2 separate regions of the Homo sapiens genome follow, and region 1 is linked to region 2. The links are chromatin loops, found by intact Hi-C in ENCODE. Cell type or tissue: K562. All regions are shown on one strand. Each heading gives the region's core, and the rest is flanking DNA. Links, peaks and the distances in the headings are about the cores only.

The links. Hi-C counts contacts between places; a loop is a spot of excess contacts. Peaks named below come from ENCODE experiments on the same cell type or tissue, not always from the same donor. Only the 100,000 strongest peaks of a DNase experiment are listed, where the experiment ranks them.
Region 1: a loop joins it to region 2, with 3 times the contacts of the local background. A loop is called at or near these places in 2 of 110 quality-filtered maps.

What each region holds. Positions count from the first base shown.
Region 1 is chr7:26,495,527-26,507,412 of GRCh38, reverse strand. It overlaps LINC02981 (long intergenic non-protein coding RNA 2981), which reads right to left. Exons shown (of 5, transcript NR_148502.1): 4 at 11,195-11,299. Among named protein-coding and RNA genes, the nearest start is that of KIAA0087, 37 kb to the left of the region's middle. In K562, for the core only: a CTCF peak has its summit at 6,455 (motif pointing right); DNase peaks (open chromatin) are centred at 6,452 and 9,062; H3K27me3 peaks cover 1,638 bases.
Region 2 is chr7:26,054,801-26,066,686 of GRCh38, reverse strand. It overlaps LOC105375199 (a long non-coding RNA gene), which reads left to right. Exons shown (of 7, transcript XR_927114.3): 3 at 4,990-5,144; 4 at 7,873-8,223. Among named protein-coding and RNA genes, the nearest start is that of NFE2L3, 91 kb to the left of the region's middle. In K562, for the core only: a CTCF peak has its summit at 4,816 (motif pointing right); a DNase peak (open chromatin) is centred at 4,806; H3K27me3 peaks cover 2,323 bases.

The sequences.
Region 1 (11,886 bases), core at 1,518-9,517, 440 kb before region 2:
ATGAGGGAGAATCGATTTTCTGAGAATTCCTGTTCTGGGAGGAAAATAAACAGCCCTTCCTTCCCATTGCAATTTGGCCAATGAGCAGATGATGTAGAACTCAGCTCTATCCCAGACTCACAGAGCTTTTCTTGCAGCGGGCCTGCGAGTGTGCAGGCTCACCCAGCACCACACTGAGTAAAACTCACTCCTTTCTTTCTGTGTTGCTGTCTCCTTTTAAATTGTGACTTGCCAGGTTGTGGGGACACCCCGCATATGCTGCAAATGAACTTTGAATGAGCTCGACTGTTGCTCTCACAAGACTCACTTCTGGGTTTGTGCCACCCTCTTTGGTCAAGAATCAAACCATTACCCATGGAGATGTATTAGATCCTTCTGGTTCACAGTAATGGGTGGGAAAGAATGGCTGGCATTCCGAGACTCCCCCTACCTCATACACCCATCCCAGACATGAACATTTTTTGGAACACCATGGTCTTGAGTTCCAGAACCTTGAAGAAGTGATCAAACACATATCCTCTCTCTGAGGTAACCTCTAATTCCATCAATATCTGTTGATGACCTCCTCTGTAAAAGACATTATTCTTGGCACCATGAGAGATGCATTCAGGGGACACATGAAGGGTAAAGGCAGTCTCAGACAAAACACAGGGTTGTCTCCTCCAAGTTAGGATCTCTATTAGGTGGTGTTCAGCAAAACTCTCTCCCCCTCCTGTTCTTCCCACCCCTTCCCTCCTCCCCACTCTCTTCAACCCTTTCCCAATAATCCTGCACTAACCCTGCCGCCCGCCCACCATTCTCAATACCAACAGCTACATTTTATGGGCACTGACCGTGTGTCAGAGTTCCTGTCTGAGCACTTGACAAGCACGGTGGTCCTCACCACAACTCCGCAGAAGGGCTATTGTCATTGCGATCCCTATTTCACAGAGAAGGAAGCCGCATTGGAGGGAGGTCAGATCATTTACTGGAAAACCAGGTCCGTCTTACTTGACCTTTTCTCTTAAACTTTATGCTGACTTTGTCCTTTTCTTGCTCTTTTGGATGTATTTGGCTCTCCAGGGAGCCCTCACCAGCAGGTACCCACTACCCTAAGGTATGCGAAGCAAATTTGTTTATATCCAGCTATTTATAATAATAACAGTAATAGCTAGCACCTATGAAGGGCCCATCCTGTGCCAAATGCTTCATAGATTTTTTTTTTTTTTTTTTTACTTAATGCTCACAAAACCACCCCCAAGAAATGGAGAAAAGGACACCATGAGGTTAAGTGACTTGCTCAAGGTCTCACAATTATTCAGTAATAATAATGGTGAAATTGCTAGCATTGATTGAAGGCTTATATGTCAAGCACTGGGCTAAGGTTTTTATATCTATGTATTTTTAACTTCTAACAAGGTAAGTATTATTATTTAGAGCTTACAGATGAGGAAACTGAGGCTCAGAGATTTAAAGTAACTTGCCCAAGGTTATCCAGCCTGTAAGTGGTAGAGCCAGCATTTAAAACCAGGCAGGTTGATGCTTGTGCTTGTAATAACATGGACATGGTCACACCCCAAAGCCCATGTTATTCATATTGCACTGAAGCTACTTCTGTCCTCCCTCCCTTAAAGCCCCTCAGAAAATGGCCCATGAGTTTCCCCAAAGCAATAGTTGAACAGAAACCAGGGAGATTTCAGGTTTTGCAGCAGGGCTGTCTCTTAACAAGCTCCTGCCCTGCACTGGAATTGCATTTGCATTTGTCCTTCTGCAGTAGTTTCCAATTCCCAAGCAGAACACAATTTAACTGTAAAATTTGCCTTAACTAGGCAGCTGTCTGCTGCAGTCAGGCACCAGGCTCAGGTGCGACTCCCTGTAGGCTCTCCTGAATCAGTGTGCCAGCCTCTGTAAAGCAATGTAAAGTCACCTTCGAGAAATTAGATGCCACTTGGAAGAGGCGTATGCTGCCATGCCCATTTGTTGTCAGTTTGGAACAGTGCAGGGGGTGCCAATCATGACTCAATTACTCCCAGGATTTCTATCCTGAAAGCTTCTCTGTCATTTATGAGAACTGGCACAGGGCAGACTACCAACTGTCCTGAACCAGGGCTGTTTCTTGGGACAGCGTCTTGGAGGGGAAAGGTTATAGATTTACTTGGCTTCCCTTCACCACAATGTCAAGAGGACATCAAAACAAGGGATCCCGGCTGGGCACAGTGTTCACACCTATAATCTCAACACTTTGGGAGGCCTAGGCAGGAGGATCATTTGAGGCCAGGAGTTCAAGACCAGCCTGGGCAACATAGCAAGATTCTATTAAAGTAGCATCATTGTCTAGGTTAAATACCCAAGGTTTGTTGTCTCACGCCAAGGGAATCGAGGATGCAGACACACAAGAAGTGAGTTTAAGAGCAGAGGTTTAATAGGCGAAAGAAAGAGAAAAGAGAAAAGCTCTCTCTCCTGCAGAGACAGGAGGCACCTGAGTGGGTCTTCCGGTTTTGTGGTAAAATGCACAGGGTTTTATAGATGAGCTTGAGGAGGCAGTGTCTGATTTACACAGGGCTCAAGAGATTGGTCAGACCAAGTGTGACACTTGCGTAGTGCACGAAGAGGCCAGCCATCCCACCCTAATCTTTTATTATACAGATGGGGTCTCTACCTGGCTGGTGCCATGTTGCCTGCTCCTTACTGTACACTTGGTTGACAAAGAAAAGGGAAGCTAGAGCCACCATGTTGAACATTCCTGGCCCCCAGGTAGCCTTTTCCTATTGGCAGAGCTGCCAGCATTTACTGGTGCAAGCTTCCAGCTTGCTTATCTATGTCTGCAGCTTGAGGTTACAGGCTGCTCTTTGTTAGAAAAGAAATGATTTGAGGGCTGCTAGTCATTAAAAGGAAAACATTACTGAGGACTTCCTAACCCTTTCTATCTGCCTAAACAATTTCTTTTTAACTTCTATATCACTATCTCTACCAAAAAAAAAAAAAAAGACAAAAAAAATGAGAGATCCCAACATCCCACCATCCAATAGTTTGGGGATACAAATGCTATTCAGCAAATATCATCTGAGCTTCTACTATATTTACGACATTATGCTAGGGGGTACAAAGGTCAATCAAAAGCACAATCTCATCCTGACACGACCCCACAATTTAGGCACCTTAGAAAGGTCTAACCAATGAAACTCAAAGACATCTGCTTAGAGGCTTTAATTGAAACAGAGGAAGCAGACGAGACTATTGGAAGAAAGACTATACAAAATAGGAAATAAGAGAAAAACACCCAGAAGTGAACTTCTGCAGAGACCTAAATCTGTGGGGCAGAGGAAGTGGCAAAGATGTCCTAGAAAAGGAGAAAGGGAAAAGGGTGACAGCACAAAATCCCAGGAAGTACAGGGTGACACAGGAAAGAAACATGTCCATAGTGTCCAGAGCAACAGAGACGATGATCCAGGAGAAAAGGCCGGGGACGCAGCTACAGGGAGGGCGCTGACAGCCCTCAGGCAACAGTGTTGGGAAAAGGCGACCAGCAGCTGGCCCAAGGTCAAGGAGACAGGTAGCTGGTGATAGTACTCTTTTAAAACGTTTACTAATGAAAGGAAGGAGGGGTTGAGGTCGGTAAGGTGATTGGGGAGCAGGCCTAAGGCATGTGTTTTGAAGGAAGGGGCGATCCAAACATGCTTGCAGGTCCCGGAAAGGAGAGCTGGAAGATCCAAGGGGAGCATGCGTTCCTGATAGAGCGAGACTTTAGGGCAGCAGGAGGGACCAAGGGCACAGGGAGATGAACTCACAATGGAAGTAGAGAGATTCTTCAGAGACAGGAGCTCAGAACAGGCAAAGAGCTGGAGATGGAGAAGAGGATGCGAAGGAACTTACAGCGGGTGCCCTTGACTTTGCCATAATTTCAAAAATGATCTCCAAAAGAGTGATTGTCCTGTCACCATCATGTGGGGACTGCCCTAAAACGATCGTCTTCTGAAAGATGCTAAAGGAAATGGGGAAAGAGTCACTATATCCATTTTTCATCAAGCTAATTTTCATCTTTTTCTTTCTCATTGGTTATCTTAAAAATTACATTTGTCGTTGCAGTTGATTTCATTCCTCACCCTTCCCGCCCTTAGGACTGTCTTATAACCTTTACCTTCAGGATTTGCTTCCTATCATTACCATCAGCTCCAGAGCCCGCAGGGGCTGGTTATCCAGTCTGAAGATCACCTGGGTCTTTCTCTTCCTATCCCTGACTCCCTGCACCTTAGCCATTCCACTGCTCAGCCTTCCCTCCACCAGAGATGCGCAGTGGAAGCACAAAAAGCTAAAACTAAAACTAGTCCATTTCATTACTTATTTGGGCATCTACCCAAGTATTTTGAAGCTATTAGCTCAAATGAGCTTGGGGGTCCACAGTTATTTCATTCTCCCTGAACGGAACCACCACCCATGATTACTCCTAGTCAGAAAGACAGAAATGTCTAGGTGAGAAAAGAAGACATGCCGAGTGCCAGTCCCACTGGCAGAGGTCTAAATGAATATACCTCTTGCTTTTGACCATCTCCTTGCCCTTTACTCTGCATCTCACTTTCTCATCAGGGATGCCTAATTTGAAATTCCAGATGCAGCATTTTCAGGTTGGAAGCACTAAGCGTTGGTGTTGCCAATATTAACGGATCAGTGGTTCTTGCGGTCCCTGAAATGTGATTCTCAGAGTATTCATTGGCATTATGGTTAGGACAGCCTCTGATGCTTCAGATTCTCCCTGTCTCATTGACAGTGGAGCACAGGACATGATCTAATGGTGCCTGTTTTCTGTGACTTCTCACTCAACTTTGAGAGGTGTGTATTTTTAAAAGGTTCCAATAGGTTGTGATATTGTACTATAGGTTTGTGAGATGTTACCACTGGGGGAAGGTGAGTAAAAAGTATACGGGATATCTCTGTATTATTTCTTACAACTCTATATACATTTATAAGTACCTCAAAATAAAAAGTGTAATTTTAAAAGTCTCCTGGCGAAGGTAGAAATGAAGTGTTATTGTTCTCAATGCGTATAGAACTTCTATTTGGAACGATGAAAACATTCTGGAGAGCTGTTGTACAATAATGTGAATATACTTAACACTGCTGAACTACACTCAAAAACGGCTGAGATGATCAATTTTATGCTATGTGTTTTTTATTACAGTTAAAATTTTTAAAAATATATTTTTAAGGCTTCAAGGTCTTGCTATGAGAAGAACAACTAAACCTAACAATGATTTTTCATATACTCAACACAGCCACTAAAATGGCTACAATTTAAAAGACTGACCACACCAAATGTTGGCAAGGATGTGAAGGAAGTGGAACTCCCATATGCTGCTGGTGAGATATACAACCACTGTGGAAAACAGCTTGGCAATTTCTTATAAAATTATACATACACTTACAATATGATCCAGAAATTCCACTTGCAGGTATTTATTCAGGAGAAATGAAAACATATGTCTGCAAATAAGACTTGAACTTGGCACCTTTATTCAAAACAGCCCCAAACTGGAAATAGCCCAAATGTTCAACTGGTCAATGGATAAACAAATGATGATATATACAATGAAATACCACAGTGCGATACAATGCTAAAAACTACTGATAAATACAACATGAATGAATTTCGAAAACATTATGCTAAGTGAAAAAAATTTAGACATAGGAGCATATATTGTGCAATTCCATGTATTTGAAATCTGAACACAGACAACACTCGTCTATATGACGGGGAGCAGACCTGTGGTTGCCTGGGGCATGGGGAATCAAGAGTGGGGACTGACTACAAAAATCACAAAGGAACTTTTTGGGTTGATAGAAATATTTGATATCCTGATTGCGATAGTGATGGTTACTTAGGTGTATGTGTCTGTATATGCATTAGTCTGTTTTCATACTGCTATAAAGAACTGTCCGAGACTGGGTAATTTATAAAGGAAAGAGGTTTAATTGACTCACAGTTCCGCAGGACTGGGGAGGCCTCAGGAAACTTTCAATCGTGTAAGAAAGCGAAGGGGAAGCAAGACCCCTTCTTCACATGGTGGCAGGAAGGAAAATTAACGCAGGAAGAACTAGTAAACACATAAACCATCAGATCTCGTGAGAACTCACTCACTATCACGAGAACAACATCGGGGAAACTGCCCCCATGATTCAATTACTTCCACCTGGTCTCTCTCTTGACACGTGGGGATTATGATGATTATGGGGATTATAATTCAAGATGAGATTTTGGGTGGGGACACAGCCAAGCCATATCAGTATGTTTTATTTTTTTTTAATTATACCTCAGTCAAATTGATTGAGAAGAAAGAGAAGTCTCCAAGAGTCTCTAACCGATCAGAAAAATAAAATAAAGCCTAGCTAAGATTTTTTTATTCTCAATAGTTTAACTTCTTAAATGCATCTTCAAAAATTATCAGGTACCTGAGTCAACAGACTGTCTTAGATCTGCCAGTAGAGGGAACTCTTTCTCAAATCTCAAGGGGCCCAGAATAGCCAAAACATCCAGAAAAATGAAGAACAAAGTTGAAGGTCTCACACTTCCTGATTTCAAAACTTGCTATAAAGCTACCGTAATCAAAACAGAGTGGTCCTGGCATAAAGACAGACTCATAGACCAATGAAATCAGAAATAAACCTTAATATATAGGGTCAAATGATTTTCAACTAGGATGCCAAGACCACTCAATGGAGAAAAGACAGTCTTTTTTTCAATAAATAGTGCTGGGAAAACTGGATATCCACATGCAAAAGGATGAAGTTGTACCATTACCTTACATCATAAACAAAAATTAACTCAAAGTCATCAATGACCTAAACATAAGAGCTAAAACTATAAAACTCTTAGAAGAAAGGGGCAAAATTTCATGACATTGAATTTTGCAATGATTTCTTGGAATTAACACCAAAACACAGGCAATACAAGAAAAAATAGGTAAACTAGACTTCATCAAAATTAAAATATTTTGTGCATGAAAGGACATAGTCAAGGCAACACACAGAATAGGAAAAAAAATCAAATTATCTATTTGGTAAAGGATTAATATCCAGAATAAAGAACTCCCACAACCCAGCAACAACCTCCATTTAAAAATGGGCAAAGAACAATGGTTCCCAGAGGCTAAGGGGAAGCGGGAATGAGGAGTTATTGTTTAATGAGTAGAGTTTCAGTTTGGGATGACGAAGAAGGCTGGAGGTGGATGGTGTTGATGGTTGCATGACAGTGTGAATGTATTCAATGCCACAATGTATTCAACGCCACTTACACTTAAAAATAGTAAAATAGTAAATTTTATGTTACATATATTTTACCACAGTAAAAAACCTAAAAAAAATAAAATTAATTAGAAACATGAAACAGAGTACTTATTATGTGCCACTTTTCACATATTACTTGAGTTGATCCTCTCAACAATCCTATGAAGCAGTCACTTTTATCATCATCCCCATTTTATGGATGAGAAATGGAGGCTCAGAGAGGTCAAGTGCTTTGCCTTTGGAAATGAAGACAACGAGTGGTAGAGCCCAGAAAGTCAGGCTCCGGGCTCAGTCCCTGTAACCTGTACCCCACACATCTTCCTTGCTGGCTAGCAGATGATGAACATGACCTGTGTTTGGGTGGGGTGAGGCAAATCAAGGAGAGGCTGGGACCAGGCCTCCTCCCAGCCACTGGCCTTAATTGCAGGCTTTTGACTCAGCACTTATGCCGAACAGATCAGGTGTGCCCTGTGCCAGGGCCTTCTGACTTTTACTGCTGGTGGCAGAGCATGTGAAAGAGGTGTAGCCCCAGACACCTTCACTGTCAACACAAAGGGACTCATGGTCGGCCTCCCTAATGGGAAGGAAGAGGTTTCTTTAAACATTCTCCAAGAAAAGGCCTGAGGGATCATGTGCCCTTCCAAGATGTCTGGTGATTACCTGATCCCTCATTCAGCTACAAATCCATTGAAGTTTAAAGAAAAATGTAATAAGTAATTCTGTAGGGTGAATCATTCACTAAAATACCTGCACAATCTGGATTTGGGGAAAATTCTTGGATTGGAGATTTGAAAATGTTAATGTTTTACCAATGTGTATGGTGGTTTTCCATATATTATTTATTATTAGTATCCTGGTTTTTGATATAATAGTATATTGAATTAATCAGTATTAATTCACAGTATTATGCCTTTAATATATTAATATATTTTTATTTTCTGTAATCTTTCTCTCTTTCTGGCTGTAAAAGAGAATAGTGTCAACACAAGGGCTCTATATTATTAATTTTTTTTTTTTTGAGATGAAGTCTGGTTCTGTCACCTAGGCTGGAGTGCAGTGGCATGATCTGGGCTCAAAGCAACCTCCACCTCTCAGGTTCAAGTGATTCTCTTGCCTCAGCCTCCCGAGCAGCTGGGATTACAGGCACCCACCACCATGCCTGGCTAATTTTTTGTATTTTTAGTAGAGATGGGGTTTCACCATGTTTGTCAGGGCGTTCTCAAACTCCTGACCTCAAGGGATCCACCCGCCTTGGCCTCTCAAAGTGCTGGGATTACAGGTGTGAGCCACTGTGCCCAGTATTATTAATATTTATTGAGAGCTTACTACATGCAAGCTCTTTACATGTATTAGTTCATTCTCACACCACCATTTTTACCTAACCTCTATGTGTTTATGAGAAAACACATAGAGCCTAAATAACCTATCCAATATCAAGCAGCAAGTATGGGGACAGCTGAGGGTCCCACCCTGCTGTCTGGTCCAGATCCTTGCTGTAAGCCAGCCTCATGACCTCAGGACATCCCCTCTTCACTCTTTGGGGCCCCTTTTCCTTATCTGTGAAATGAGAGAATTGGATCAGACATGTAAGATTTTCTTCCAGCTCAAATATGTCTATTTCCTTATTTCTGCACGCAAATGATCCTCCACCAGGCCCTCCCAGGTGTATCCACCAGCACTCCCCTGCTGGATTCTGGGTGCCATCCACGCCATGGACCTGGGAAAGAGAGTTGGGCCTGGCTGAAACTGACCGTGCCCCAGAGCAGGGGCCTGAATTGCAGGCCTTTGACTCAGCACTCGCTTACGCCGGACAGATCACGTGTCCTGGTGCTAGGTCCTTCTCCCGACTTTTACTGCTGGTGGCAGAGCACTTGAAAGAGTGCTATCATTCTTTTGTCTGCCCCAAACAGCCTTTACTCTTCAACTGCACTCACCCCTCTACCTACCTAAATATTTCAACTGTCTTAACAAAATCTACCCACCCTCTGAAATGACCCAATTAAAGAAAGCAACGGATAAAATACTCAAGTTGATATTCTCATTACACTTCCCTCTTTCATCTCCTGGAATCACAGAATTTCTTCTCACTTGTGAATTTCCTAACAAGTCTAGGCAGTGGTGTGCTGGTAAATGTTTAACACTTAGTTCCCGGGAAAAAAGAAAGCTCTCTAATATGAATCATTTTCTCAGTTATTTAGTTTAAATATTCCCACCATGGCTGATGTCAAGCTACCAAGGCAAAGTCACTGAACACAAAGTTGAAAAGAGACGCAAGTAGGAGCTGGTGCCAGCATACCACTGAGTCTGTTTCATAGAATTACGTCCTCTGAAAGCCTATAGCCTAAAGCATTGCTCATTCATTTGTTCTTTAATTCATTCAATGAACTTCTTAAAAATAATAGGAATTGAACTGATACTTATTAAAATAGTTATTACAAATCAAAAGCCCTATTGGGCTTATTAGAAAGCATTATTTTTCCAGTACTTCCCCCAGAGGTTCCTTAGAACAAGAGAGGTGGAAGGGTGGTTCTTCTACTTTCAAATAATTGACTTACCCAAATTAGATGAGATTATTTTCTTCTCTTGGATTAGCAATTCTCATTAACATCCTAAACATTGGGGAAGGTGACATCAGAATATTCTGCTTTGACTGATATAAAGTCCAACCTGCTTTATTGTTGAAAGTTTACAAACCCAATGCAAAAAAACAGTCACTTCTGGAAAATGCTTACCTAGACATATGCTTGCTATAATTCTTTTTCTCTACATTGTTATATTCAAGATAGATGTGGTATGTGAAGAGTATGAACTCTGGAGCCTGAATGCCTGGATTCTAATCACAGTTCCACCACTTAGTAGCTATGTGATCTTGGGCAAATTACTTAACCTCTCCATGTTTCAGTTTTCTCACTATAAAACAGGATTCATAATAACAGTAGTAGCTGTTGTGAGAGCTGAGTAAATATACATACATATATTTGTATGTTTGTATATAGCATATAGAAAATTCCATGTAACTGTTAGCAGTTATGTGTCATCAGACATGATCAGCGTTTCTCAAATGTTGTCTAGGCATCTTTCTAACAAGACGGTGCAGTCCTTGAAGTCTTTCTGCAGTCCCTCCACAGTGCCTAGCGTATAGCATGACTTTAGTAAATTCCTATTGAATAAATAAAGTAATTAATTTATTAAATGCAACTGATCAATGCAAAACATCCTTGCCACAAAATATCCTTGCCACAAAAAATAAACCATCTGCTCTGTTATCAGGATCTTAGGCACACTTTATGTCTCCATAACCCCTCCAAATGTAGGGAAGGTGATCAAGAATAAGGGCATGGCTGGGCACAGCGGCTCACGCCTGTAATCCCAGCACTTTGGGAGGCTGAGATGGGTGGATCTCTTGAAGCCAGGAGTTCAACACCAGCCTGGTCAACATGGTGAAACCCCATCTCTACCAAAAAATACAAAAATTAGCCAGGCATGGTGGTGCACGCCTGTGGTCCCACTACTCGGGAGGCTGAGGAACAAAAATCTCTTGAACCCGGGAGGCAGAGATCATGCCATTGTATTCCAGCCTGGGTGACAGAGTGAGACCCTGTCTCAAAAAAAAAAAAAAAAAAAGAAAGAAAGAAAGAAAAAGAATAAGGGCATGGAGTAATTTTCAGAGCTGTTAACATGTATTTATGTTCAAGAATGTTTATTTTATATAAGCAAGAAAAAATGAAAGCAACCTAAATGTTCATCAACAAGGAAAAGGTAATAAATTTTGATGTAACCATTAGATATTTATGTTTTCAGGAAGTATTTATTAACATGAAAAAAGTCCTAATTGTAATAAGTGAAAAAGCAGCATTTAGAGTTGTATAAACAATATAATACCAGTGTCCATTCTTTAAAAATGTGTTTGCATGAAGACAGAAATAAAGAGACTTACAATAAATATACCACAATCATTAATAGCTGTCTCTGGTTGGTGGGATTTTGGGTCATTTTTAAATTTTTTTTCTTCTTGATATATTTCTGTATTTTCTAGTTTTCCCTAAAATGATAAACAGAAAAGAATTGCTGTTAAGTAAAGGAATTGCTGTTAAAATAGAGACACTAATTCCAACTTTGGAATTACGTATCCACCCTGTCTGATGTTATTCACTGCCACCCATCCCCATCCCATTCCCAACCTCCCAAAGTGTCCCAAATCTGACATGATGGCATAATCTATGCATTGCAAATATGACACCATCATCCAGCTATTTGGAGACATTAATAATTACCTTAATTTTTCACACTCTTTCAGGTATCTGGCATTGGGTAAATACAGTTAACCTCACGTAGACATATTTTCAGCTATTAAAAACCAAGCACATTTGTGTTAGCTCCTGCCCTTGAGGTGCCTGATACAAGGGAAGCATGATTGAATACCTCACTGATAAGGCTGAACAAATATGTCCTTTGAAAGAGGCTATAGGAAAAGCCCAGATTAGAGATGTGTGATGCACATTAAAGTCTAGCTAAATTTGGGTAAAAGGTGGGTCTCGATTTAATGAAGTGCTCATTCTAGAATATTGGCTTTAAAAAGACCATTTCTATTACTTTCAAATCCAATGGGCTTGAAGTGCAATATTCTCT
Region 2 (11,886 bases), core at 1,379-9,378:
TTTTCCTTAGACTCCCCACCTTTGGATTCCTTTCTTCTCATTGTTAAAAATTGTCCCTGTCTTTCTCTTCCTCGTCACTCTCATATCCTTGTGCTGAATAATGAATAATGTCCCTTCTTCTGAAGTATTTGCACCAATGAATATGCTTTTTTATTTGGGCTTCCACCAATGAGGTTTTATTGTAGTTTAATTCAGTCCAAAGAGCTTTTCTTAAGTATCTACCATGGGCAACTGGATCACTGAGACATTCACTGAGGTGACCGGAAGAGGACTCCAACTTAGTCATAATTTACACAGAGCCAAACTGTCTCTAGCCATCTTTATCATTTATATTTACTGATTGTTTCTTTTACTTCATTCGTGATCCACCTAGCACCAGTTTTTAGATCATTTATTCAACAATCAAGCACTTTCTGTGTGTTCAGGCACTTTGCTGGTTTCTTGGGGTACAGAGGTAAACAAACAGGCATGATCCCTGCCTTTCCAAGCATCTGAGGGGTTGGATAGTACATTTGGTTGCATGAAAGAACATTCTTTTTCTTAAGCAGTGAATTTCCCCTGCCCCACCCCCATAGGCTATGGGAAGGTCCACTGGGCGTATGGAGAGATATTTCAACACTGGGAAGGCTAGAAAGACAGCGCAATGTGAAAGTGAACTTTGCAAGCATCATCTCCACAGTGTCTCGGGATCCTCAGAGCTGCTTCTTTCTTGGGAGAAGTGGGATGGGCTTTTGCACCCTGGCCATGGACAGTGCTGATGGGTTAGAGAATGGTATCCCTCCGTGTGCTGGAATCCAATCAGATACATTAATCTCCTTGGGGGACAAATCAAATTAATCCTCTCTCCAGATGGCAGCAAAGTGACAAGAGTGCAGAGATTAAAAGAGATTGTGAGGTTATACGGTGACAGCACCATCAATCGGGTTAGGAAACCCAGCACTCTATTTTCACCAAAGGTAAATGGCACCATCTCATTTTTTGCAAGTCTGATAGGTTTGGGGTCCTGGAGAAAAGCCCATTCCTATTCACTTCCCTCAATTTGACCCTTTCAATTTCAGAATTTCTATTTCTAAGGAACTATTTTTATTTATCTGTTAAATACTATTTCTTTGTGTTTTCTTTCTCCCTTCCCTCCTTCCTCCCTTCCTCCCTCCCTCCCTCCCTCTCTCCCTCTCTCTCTTTCTCTCTTTCTTTCTTTCTTTTTTTTTTCCACAGTGTTGCTCTGTTGCCCAGGCTGGAGTGCAGTGGGCGATCTCAGCTCACCGTAACCTTTGCCTCCTGGGTTCAAGTGATCCTTGTGCCTCAGTCTCCCAAGTAGCTAGGATTACAGGCATGCACCACCACTCCTGGCTAATTTTTGTAATTTAGTAGAGATGGGGGTTTCACCATGTTGGCCAGGCTGGTCTTGAACTTCTGAACTCAAGTGATCCACGTGCCTCAGCCTCCCAAATTGCTAGGATGACAAGCATGAACCACTGCACCTGGCCTGTTAAATGCTATATTGATCTCTTTGTGCCAAAACTCTTCCCTGATGTTATCATTTTTATTTTTATTGAATTTTCTAATACATTGTGGCCTCTGGGTTCCTGGGGAAGCAGATCCCGACTCAGAGATTGGCATTGCTGCTTAAAGTGTCCTGGGGGTCTTTTCTTCTCACTGGCGTCAACGCTGTGTGGGGAAGGGGAGGCTGGCGGCAGTGCAGTCACAGTGTGTTGTGACTCAGCCCTAGCTGACTCCATGGCTCGAAACCTGGAATGGCCCTTTTGAGTTGTCCCTTTTTGGGAAGAAACTGGGCTTTTATACCCCGAAGTCAACCAGCCATTGCTGCAGGCTGCCCCAGGATGCGGGCACGACCTTGGGCAAGATGGCTTTCCTCAGCCGAGCCGCTGGGAGCTGTCAGCTTACAACCCTCCCCGGGGAGACAGCACCTTGGGTCCTGATGGAGAAATCTGGGTGGCACAGCACAGCATTCATGACAAACATTTAGCAGAGACCCTTAGGATAAGCTGCACTTGAGAAACTCTTTCTTGATGCCATCAATGACTTTTTTTTTTTTTTCCTTGAGACAGAGTCTGGCTCTGTCACCCAGGCTGGAGTGCAGTAACTTGACCTCAGCTCACTGCAACCTCCGCCTCCCGGGTTCAAGAGATTCTCCTGCCTCAGCCTCCCAAGTAGTTGGCATTATAGGCGGGCACCATCACACTCTGCTAATTTTTATAGTTTTAGTAGAGACAGCATTTCACCATATTGGCCAGGCTGGTCTCGAACTCTTGACCTCAGGTGATCCACCCGCCTCGGCCTCGCAAAGTGCTGGGATGGATTACAGGCATGAGCCACCTGCCTGGCCCATCAATGACTTCTTAATGATCTCCTCCAAAGGCATACTTAGTTATCCTTTATCTCTTAGTAGTGTTTGACAGTGGCTTTTCCATCTTTCTCAATATTTTTGCTAAAATAACATGTCTCTTCCTGATTTTCTGATGCTTTCCTCTCTTTGGCCTCTTTTCCTTTTTCTTTTTTTTTTTTTTTGAGATAGAATCTCACTCTGTTGCCCAGGCTGGAGTGCAGTGGCGTGATCTCGGCTCACCGCAATGTCCGCTTCCCAGGTTCAAGCAATTCTCCTGCCTCTGCCTCCCTAGTAGCTGGGATTACAGGCACCTGCCACTGTACCCGGCTAATTTTTGTATTTTTTTTTTTTTTTTTTTTTTTTTTTTTAGTAGAGATGGAGTTTCACCATGTTGGCCACACTGATCTTGAACTCTTCACCTTAGGTGACCCGCCTGCCTAGGCCTCCCAAAGTGCTGGGATTACAGGCATGAGCCACCATGCCCGGCCTCTTCAGCCTCTTTTCTAATCCATAACTATGGTCATGTCTCCTAAATTTCATTCTTAGAGCTCTTTTTTTTCAGCCACTTCTGTCTTAGTTATCTGTCATCTCCATGGCTTCAAAGATAGCCCCCAAAGGAAGAGGTTCCAATCCATAAGGATACCCTTGATCTCTCTTCTGAGCCCTAGTCTGACATTTCTAATCACTTGTCCACTTCAAACTCAGTATGCCTGAAATCCAACCTGCCCTGCCTCTCAAACCAATTTCCCATCCTGAATTCTCTTTTTCTCTCCTTTCTACTGTTTTCCTAATCATTACGCTTGAGATCTCATGTTCATCTTGAACCCCTTTGTATGCTTCATTTACCATCTTGTTGTCATCAAACCTTCTAAGTTAACCTTCCAGAAATACTGCCCCTTTTATTTTGTTTCCACAACTGATATGTAAGTCACTATCACACCACATCTGACCTACTGCAGTAATAATGATTTCGGAGACATTTCTTCCTTTTGAGTAGTTTTGGTAAATTACCTAACACTGATGTAAACACCTTCTACACAACATTGACACACATTTATTCCTCATACCAACCCTATAAGGAAGGTCCTATTATTAGATCCATTCTACAGGTCATAAAACTGAGGCACAGAGAAAACCAAGGCACATGCCAGAGGTCACACAGCTAGTAAATGACACCAGAATTCTGAACCCCAGCAGCCTGGCTCTAGCGCTTGTGCTCTTAACCATGAAGCTAAACTGCCTCAAGCTGGTGCTTGGCTGCTGGTGACACCACCTTTTTCATCTTCATTATTATTGCTCTTGTGTACAAGCCAGAACAATCCTTCACTGTCTCTCGTAAGTTTAATTTGAAGTGTGCCTATCTTATTTTCCCAAGTTGATTGAAAGCTCTCTGAGGGCAGAGACCAAGATATTTTATTCTTCTCTGAACCTTGTTGTAAACAGCAGGAATTTCAGTTTGGTGAAATTCATTGATTGAATTGTTTGAAATATGATGGCAGTAGCCTCCAAAATGGGCCTCTCAGATTTCACACTCGCAGTTAGTTCTTGTTGCACACAGAATGGTCTATTTAGAATGGAAAGCAAATTTAGTTAATTCTCTGTTCAAGCCTCTCCGTGGATTACTGTAAAATCCAAAATTCTTACCATGTAAGGCTCCGCATCATTGGGCTCAGCTCATTTTTAAGTTTCGGTTCATCGCTCAGCTACCGGGGCCTTCTGCACTGCTAACTGCTCCGTGCACTCCCTGACCCCCGCCCAGCTCTCACACTCGCTCCGCCCCTTTCCTGGAAGCCCCTCCTACCAATTTCTCCCTCTTCTTCATTTTATTTATTCAGTTCTTCTGTCTAAAAATACATCATCCTCCCATCACTCTTTACTTCCTCTCCCTGCTGTGCTGTGATTCATAGTTTATCTGTTAGTATCAATTTCTATGTGACATTATAGTTTATGGTTATTTGGTTTTCTTTTCCTTTTTTTTTTTGAGATGAAGTCTTGCTGTGTCGCCCAGGGTGCAATGGCGTGATCTTGGCTTACTGCAACCTCTGCCTCCTGGGGTTCAAGTGACTCTCCTGCCTCAGCCTCCCGTGTAGCTGGGACTAAAGGTGTGCACCATCACGCCCGGCTAATTTTTTGTATTTTTAGTAGAGATGGGGTTTTGCAATGCTAGCCAGTCTGGTCTCGAGCTCCTGACCCCAGGTGATCCGTCCGCCTCGGCCTCCCAAAGTGTTGGGATTACAGGTGTGAGCCACCGCGTCCGGCCATTTGAATTCTTTTTTTGCAGTGTAAACTCCAGTAAGGCAAAGACCTGTATGTTTTGTTGAACAGATTATCCCCAGAGCCTAGAACAGTGCCTGGCACAGAGCAAGCCTCAACGAATATTTGCTGCATGAATGAATGACCTGGGGGGAAAATGAGGAGTTTGAAATGATGGCCATCGGGTCCATTCAGGTCTCTTCCTCCTTCAGCCAGCAGGGGGCTCTAGGCTCTAGAATTCAGAGGCGTAGACAGGCACCTTCACAGTGGTTTACCTGAAATCCCGCCTCCTAAAGCCAGAAAAATCCGCCTCCTTTTTCCCCTCCAAGTAGGATTGTGCCAACCCAGGCAAATATTGAACCTTGTGTTAACAAAGTTTTTTTTTATAGGTGGTCCTTCAAGGATTTCTTGGTTTTGGGTTTTGAAATGTGTAAGGTTTGCTGCTAGCAACTCCACATTTTTTTATTCACTCACAAAGACACATGGTCATAAATAAAATGCATGGAACCAGCGAGACAATAGCACAGCAGTAATGTCATTTTATGTAAGTACTTAAACACCGCAAATTAAACGGCTGACTGAATGAAGCCCATCAATTATATTTTGTGTTTACATCCTTTTGAAAGGAATACATCTCTCTCTGTTTTTGTTTGTTTTATGTTTGTTTTGTTCTGACACCTTCTCAATTACCTGGCACTATAATATTTCTTGTTGCGGACAGATGTCAGAAATACATTGGTAAATATAACATCTTCTTTTGGAAAATAAAACTCCCACTCCCTACTTAAAATAGGTGGTTTTAAAATTTGTATCAACTTAGAAATTGAAAAATCCCTGCTGGAAGAAATCGCTAGTGCATTTGAATGGACTTATTGTCTCTGGTTCATTTCCTTTAGAGTAGATTCTGGCAGGAGTGCCAGACTTATTGCCAAGACAAAAAGAACTATATATTACAGCTCCTGTCCTGCCAACACTAAGTAAAGCTAGTTTGGCAACACTTAACCATTGTTGAGAAGGCCCAAGTATAGTCATAAAAACATTAATATGGCTTATATTCTGTTACTTATGTCTGTTTCTGCACAAATGGTCCTCAAATTTGTACACAGAAAATTTGCCTCCCTCATCAGGCAGCAGTTTCCTGGAAAAACCACAGTAACCTTCTGTACATGAACCAGAGTAGATGGATTCCTGTAGAGGAAGGAGCAAAGAGGAGCCCATGGGAAAGGACGGCTCACCTCTGTGGAGAAGGCTGCCTATCAGTGTTTGTAACAAATAGACCCCTCACTGCATTAGTTTCCAAACAGGGAAATCTATTTCAGTCCAGACACTTTTATTTCTTTCTGGAAAAGAAATAATTGAAATTGCCAACTCTAGGCAGGAGAGAATGCATTGTATGGCTCATAGGGACTGAAGAAGCAGATTAGAAAAGGTGTGTGCTGAGTCTGGTGACCTAACTCAGCAGCTTTTGGCTAAAGGGGTTCCTTGGAATGCAGGGCTTCCTAATTGTGTTAAAATAAAATGATACGCTTAGTCAATAGTTAATGTTTGCCCAGTGTGGGCAGACTTCCTTACAAGGTAGTGTGTGTGGGTAACAATAACATCAACAGAATAGACAGAAGTCCTGCCCTCAGAGAGCTTATGAAACTGTGCATATATTAGGTTGATGCAAAAGTAATTGCGGTTTTTGCCTTTTTTTTAAAAAAAAAAGAATGGCAAAAACCGCAATTACTTTTGCATCAACCTAATAGAATATCACACACTTGAAAGAGGCTTAAGGTCATTATGAAGCATGATACTAATGACTGTGACCCCAGACTCAACTTCTTCAGGAAGGCGTAAATCTTGATCCTGTTTTTTGTTTTGTTTTGTTTTTTTTTTTTTTTTTGAAACAGAGTCTCACTCTGTCACCCAGGCTGGAGTTCAGTGGTAAAATCTCAGCTCAATGCAACCTCTGCCTCCCAGGTTGAAGCCACTCTTGTGCCTCAGCCTCTTGAGTAGCTGTGATTACAGGTGTGCACCACCACACCCAGCTAATTTTTGTATTTTTAGTAGAGATGGGGTTTCACCATTTTGGACAGGCTGGTTTCGAACTCCTGACCTCAGGTGATCTGCCCTCCAAGGCCTCTCAAAATGCTGGGATCACAGGCATGCGCCACCACATCTGGCCCTCTTGATCCTGTTTTTAAAAACTGAAATTGGGCTGAAGCTTGGGTATATCTGGTCTCTAGAAAGCATACCAGAATTCTGTGTATTCCGAAGTATTTAGGAACATGGCAGCCCTCCTGAGCACAAAGGCACTGCTCCCCAAGTGAGATCCGGAGGGGCGAGTGTACGTTTGGTCTCTGTATTTTAATAGGTATTAAACAGCCATTCACTCATTTTCCAAGGTGTTTACTGAGTACTTAGTATATACGAGCCAAAATGCGAGGGCCCTCGAGTTACTTCTGATTGAAAAGAGGATATGACGTGTACATAAACTGCTAAAATTGAATGGACACAGGGATGAGGGTCTCGAGGGAGGCATGTATAAATGGTGAGGAGTTTGGGGAGGGTGGATGACTCATAGATGAGAAGCCTGGGGAGGTTGTCAACGGCGGGTGCATCTTTTTTTTTTGAGGTGGAGTCTCGCTCTGTCACCCAGGCTGGAGTGCAGCGGTACGATCTCAGCTTACTGCAACCTCTGCCTCTCGGGTTCAAGCGATTCTCCTGCCTCAGCCTCCCAAGTAGCTGGGATTACAGGCTCCCGCCACCACGCCCAGCTAATTTTCATATTTTTAGTAGAGACAGGGTTTCACTGTGTTGGCCAGGCTGGTCTCGAACTCCTGACCTCGTGATCTGTCTGCCTTGGCCCCTCAAAGTGCTGGGATTACAAGTGTGAGCCACTGCTCCTGGCCAGCAGGTGCTTCTTATAGGACAAATAGGACTTGACCGCTTTGGAGATGGGCATGAGCCTGGGCCAAGTCCAAAGCTGTAACAGGCTGTGAAGCTTTGTTCCCTTGTCTTTGAGTATCAGATGCCCAGCTAGAACTCCATATTAATAAATTAAACACAGGAGATCGGTTGAACCTTCAGTCAAGCATCTTCCCACATTCCTAATCCTCTGCCTATCTAACTTCAGGAATATTTCTTCACATTATTTTAGTTGAAGGGCTCAAAACTTATTTCTTCTAGTAGGAACTGGTGAATAAATGGTGTCTATTTCCGAGATTCTTTTGTATCCTCCTTATAGACCATGACCACTCATGCTCACATGATCACCGGCCTTTCCCCAGATGCAGCATGGCCCTGTTGTGAACGGAATGATTGTGAACGGAATGATGGCCAAGGAGCTTTATGCTTCTGCACCGCCAGCTCACACGATGGTCCGTGTATTGCCCCGTGGAAAACCGGGGGTGGAAAGCTGTCTCCACGTTCTGCTGCCGAAGCAGCAAGCTGATTCACACATCTTGAAGGCACAGTGGAACATGGAAGGGTGCATATGAGACTTGATTTTGAGGATGAAACTTCCTGTCTGAATCGCTAAGTCTCCCAGCAGGGGTGTTAATGTCCCTGTGAGATGCAGGCTTCCCACAGACACACCCAGGTTGCGAGTGGGTTCAACATGGTCACAGGAGCTTCAAATGGTAAGATGGCAAGATCTGGTAGCATACTGAGACCACCAACCAGGAATGGAGGCTTGCTCCCAAGTAACTAAACATGGACTTGTCTCTGACACGGAAACAATGTGAAACACAGAAGGCTTTTGAGACTCAGAGGCACTCCAACAATGATACTTGAAAACCAGAACAGAGTTTGACACAGATGGATGCTTTCCAAATGTCATGTCATTTTTTCATATGTCAAGGGCGACCCAATGTTTGCTTCCTGTTCCCTAGGTGGGTTTTCCATGGGGACTGCTTCTAACCCCCAATCCCCACACACTCCACCTGGGCTGAAACTGCTGCCTCTTTTCCAATATATAGAAAGAAATGTGGCTCCACCCTGCATTTCCGTAAGACTCAGCTAGTTACAAATTTAGAACCTTGGAAACAATGATAAAACATTCTTCAAGAGAAAATAATCTCCAGGTTTTGTTTCATTATCTGTGAGACTATTCAGTGCTACATCTGCTGAAGGGCATAAAATCCATATTTTTGTTTTAAAAATGGGTCTACTTTGATGCAGCACCCAAATTTAATTACTCTTAAAGCTTTTTAGGATCCCAGATGAAAGATGCTACTGCAGTGTAAAGTTCTAATATTATTTATTTCCCTAGTCATCAACATTAGTTGGTTTCTCCTTTCTTGAAACCTATTTATCATTTGTATAAATATAGTATTTGGGGAGCTTCCTGCATTAGATCATCTCCTGTCGTTTCAGTGCCCTTGATGTTCATTACGCTTTCCTGGTGAGGCTTGCTGAGACATTAATGCAGTGACCTCTCCCATTTTAATATTGCTAGAAGGGCTTTAATGTTACTTATTGCTATTGAGATGAGATTTGACAATTATTTTTCTTGTTTTTGCCTCATGTAAAATACAATCTTCTTTCCTATAAGGGTGACCAGACTTTTCTCCCGATGTCAATACTGTCATTCACAAACATTTGTTCTTTCCTCCTATAACGCTAAACATTGACTAGGTTCTGGGGCTGCCAAGCAATTCTGGGGCTCTTAACCTTCTTCAAAAGCCAGCTCAGATTGTGTCTCCTCTGAGAAGTCACATCTGGCATGTCTTCCCCAGCCACCCACCTTGCCTAGTATAGTGGACAGTCTCTAAGGCACTCCCATGACCCTGTCTCCTGGCATTCACCCTTCATCTCCTCCCCTTAAGTGTAAGCAGCATGTGTGACTTGCTTCACATTAATAAAACATGGCAAAGGAGATATCACTTCCATGGTTACATTACATAAGACTCTAATATCTATCTTGCTGAGGAACTCCCTTGCTGGCTTTGATGAGCAAGCAGTCATGTTGGGGAGGCCCACGTGGCAGGGAACTTGACACCAGCAAGAAGAAACTGAGGCTCTCAGTCCACCACCAACAAGGAATTAAATGCATCCAACAACCTTGTAAGCTTAGAAGCAGATTCTTCCACAGTTAAGCCTTCAGATAAGGACCCAGCCCTGGCCAATACCTTGATTGAAGCCTTACAGAGGACCCAGCTACATGGATACCTACCCCCCGTGGATACCTACTCCCCGTGGGTACCTGCAACTGTGGATAGTACTGTACCCCGCATATACTATGCTTTTTTGACCTGATAACCGAGACAGCTACTAAGTGCCTAGCAGATGGGAAGTATATATGGTGTGGATACACTGGAAAAAGGAATGATGCATGTCCTGGGCAGGAGGCAGCGGCATGGTGCAAGATTTCATTATGCTATTCAGCATGATGCATAATTTAAAACTTATGAATTATTTCTGAAATATTCCATTTAATATTTTTGAACCACAGTTGACTATGAGTAACTGAAACCATGGAAAGTAAAACTGTGGATAAGTAAAACTGTATTGGTTTAACCTGCTAAGTTTGTGGTAATATTGTTATACAGCAATATAAAACTAATATATGTAGCTAATTTCTGCCTTTTCTATGGGCTCTATGTATATTGTGTATAGCTCAGTTACTGTATTTAGATTGTACTATAATCTTTTTTTGCATGTTCAGACTTCCCATATACAATGAGGACCATAATAATAACTATTGAAGCGGAGTAGAGAGGTACATAGAATCTCTCAAATATGCAAAAAGAAAAAGGTAGTTTGCTTTTATTTTCTCTAACTACTCTCATCTTAGTCTCAAGGCCCCATTTTCATGAGGGCTGTGTGTGTGGGGAGGAGCTGTTTCTCTTCTTTGAAAGCCTTTCTCTTATCCTTTCTCTAGAGGCATAGGGAAGGTTTACCCATCCTCATGGCAGTAGGGGAGGATGGCTGGTTCAGGTGATGGTCCTTGTGCTGTTGTCTGTGTTCATGCTGACCTCCTCAGAATTGTGAATTAATCATCTCATTTCCAGGCATCCTGCTGGCATCTGCTGTTGAAGGCTGCAGCTGACATAACTCATGGCCTATCCTTTGGCCTGATCAGGAGCTGGTAGGCTTCTTTTCGCTGATTGAGCTCCACATTGACCCTTGCTGGCTGTGCAGATGCTCTAATCCTCTTCCATATTCTCCATCCAATTCTGGCCTGGAATGTCCATTCTGTGGTCTCTGCTACGGATCACTTTCACACTAGCCTTGCCAGCCATATGGCAGTTCTCTTGGCCCTCAGTGGTCAACTAGCTTCTGTGTCACTCAGTGGGAGAGCCCACTGGACCATCTGAATCCCCTTCATTCTACAAAGGAACTGGGAGAGACGTGGAACACTTTGTGTCACATCTTGACAAAGGAATACCCTGTGAGATGGTCTTGTTCCACAGTTTCAGAGAAGTGGCACAAGCCCCATTCACTTTCAGCTTCTCTCTTATTTTGGATTATGTTCTTCTGGCCAGTGTAAGGCCCAAGGTGGAGGCAGTGCTTAGTCTCTGAGAGACTCAGGTAGCGTCTTCTCTTTGCCTCCTTCTCTGCAAATCTCTCTCTATTACCACCACTTCTCCTGGAAGGGCTTCAGATTCCTCATTCTCCCTGGTGGGAACTCACCCTTACGTCATTTCCTTCTGCTTTCTTTCCCTACCCTAGACGGGACTTGCCCTTTCTTCCCTGGGACACTAAGCCTCATGGCTTAGCCTTGATGATATGCAGGCTTCAGGAAAAAAATTGCTTAACAATTAAGAGAGATGCATCAGAAGTGAATTGAAAAATATTTTCTTTAAAAAATTATGTCATAAAGGAAAAGATGAATATATTTTACTCCACTGACTTTAAGAACTTATGTTCATCAAAAGATTCCATAAAGAGATTGAAAAGACGGGCCCCAAATTGGGAAAAGGTACTTGCACATGTATAGCTGACAAAAGGTTAGTTTCCAGAATACACAGAGTATGCCTTAGAATAGAGCCGAAAAAGACAAATGACCCAATAGAAAATTAGTTACGGGACACAAATAGGAATTCTCCAAAAGCATGAATGGCCAATAGACATATAAGATGATTTTCAACCTTATTAGTAATCAGGGAGATGGAAGTTAAAATCACAGTGAGATACTATTTATACCCATCGAATTGGCAAAAAATGTAGTCTGATATTTAGTGTTGGGCACAATGCAGACTCTCATATATGGGATTTGGAGTACAAATTAGAACAACCACATCAGAAAACAAGTTGTCATTACTTAGGCAAAGTTGAATGTATGCACATACAGTAATTCC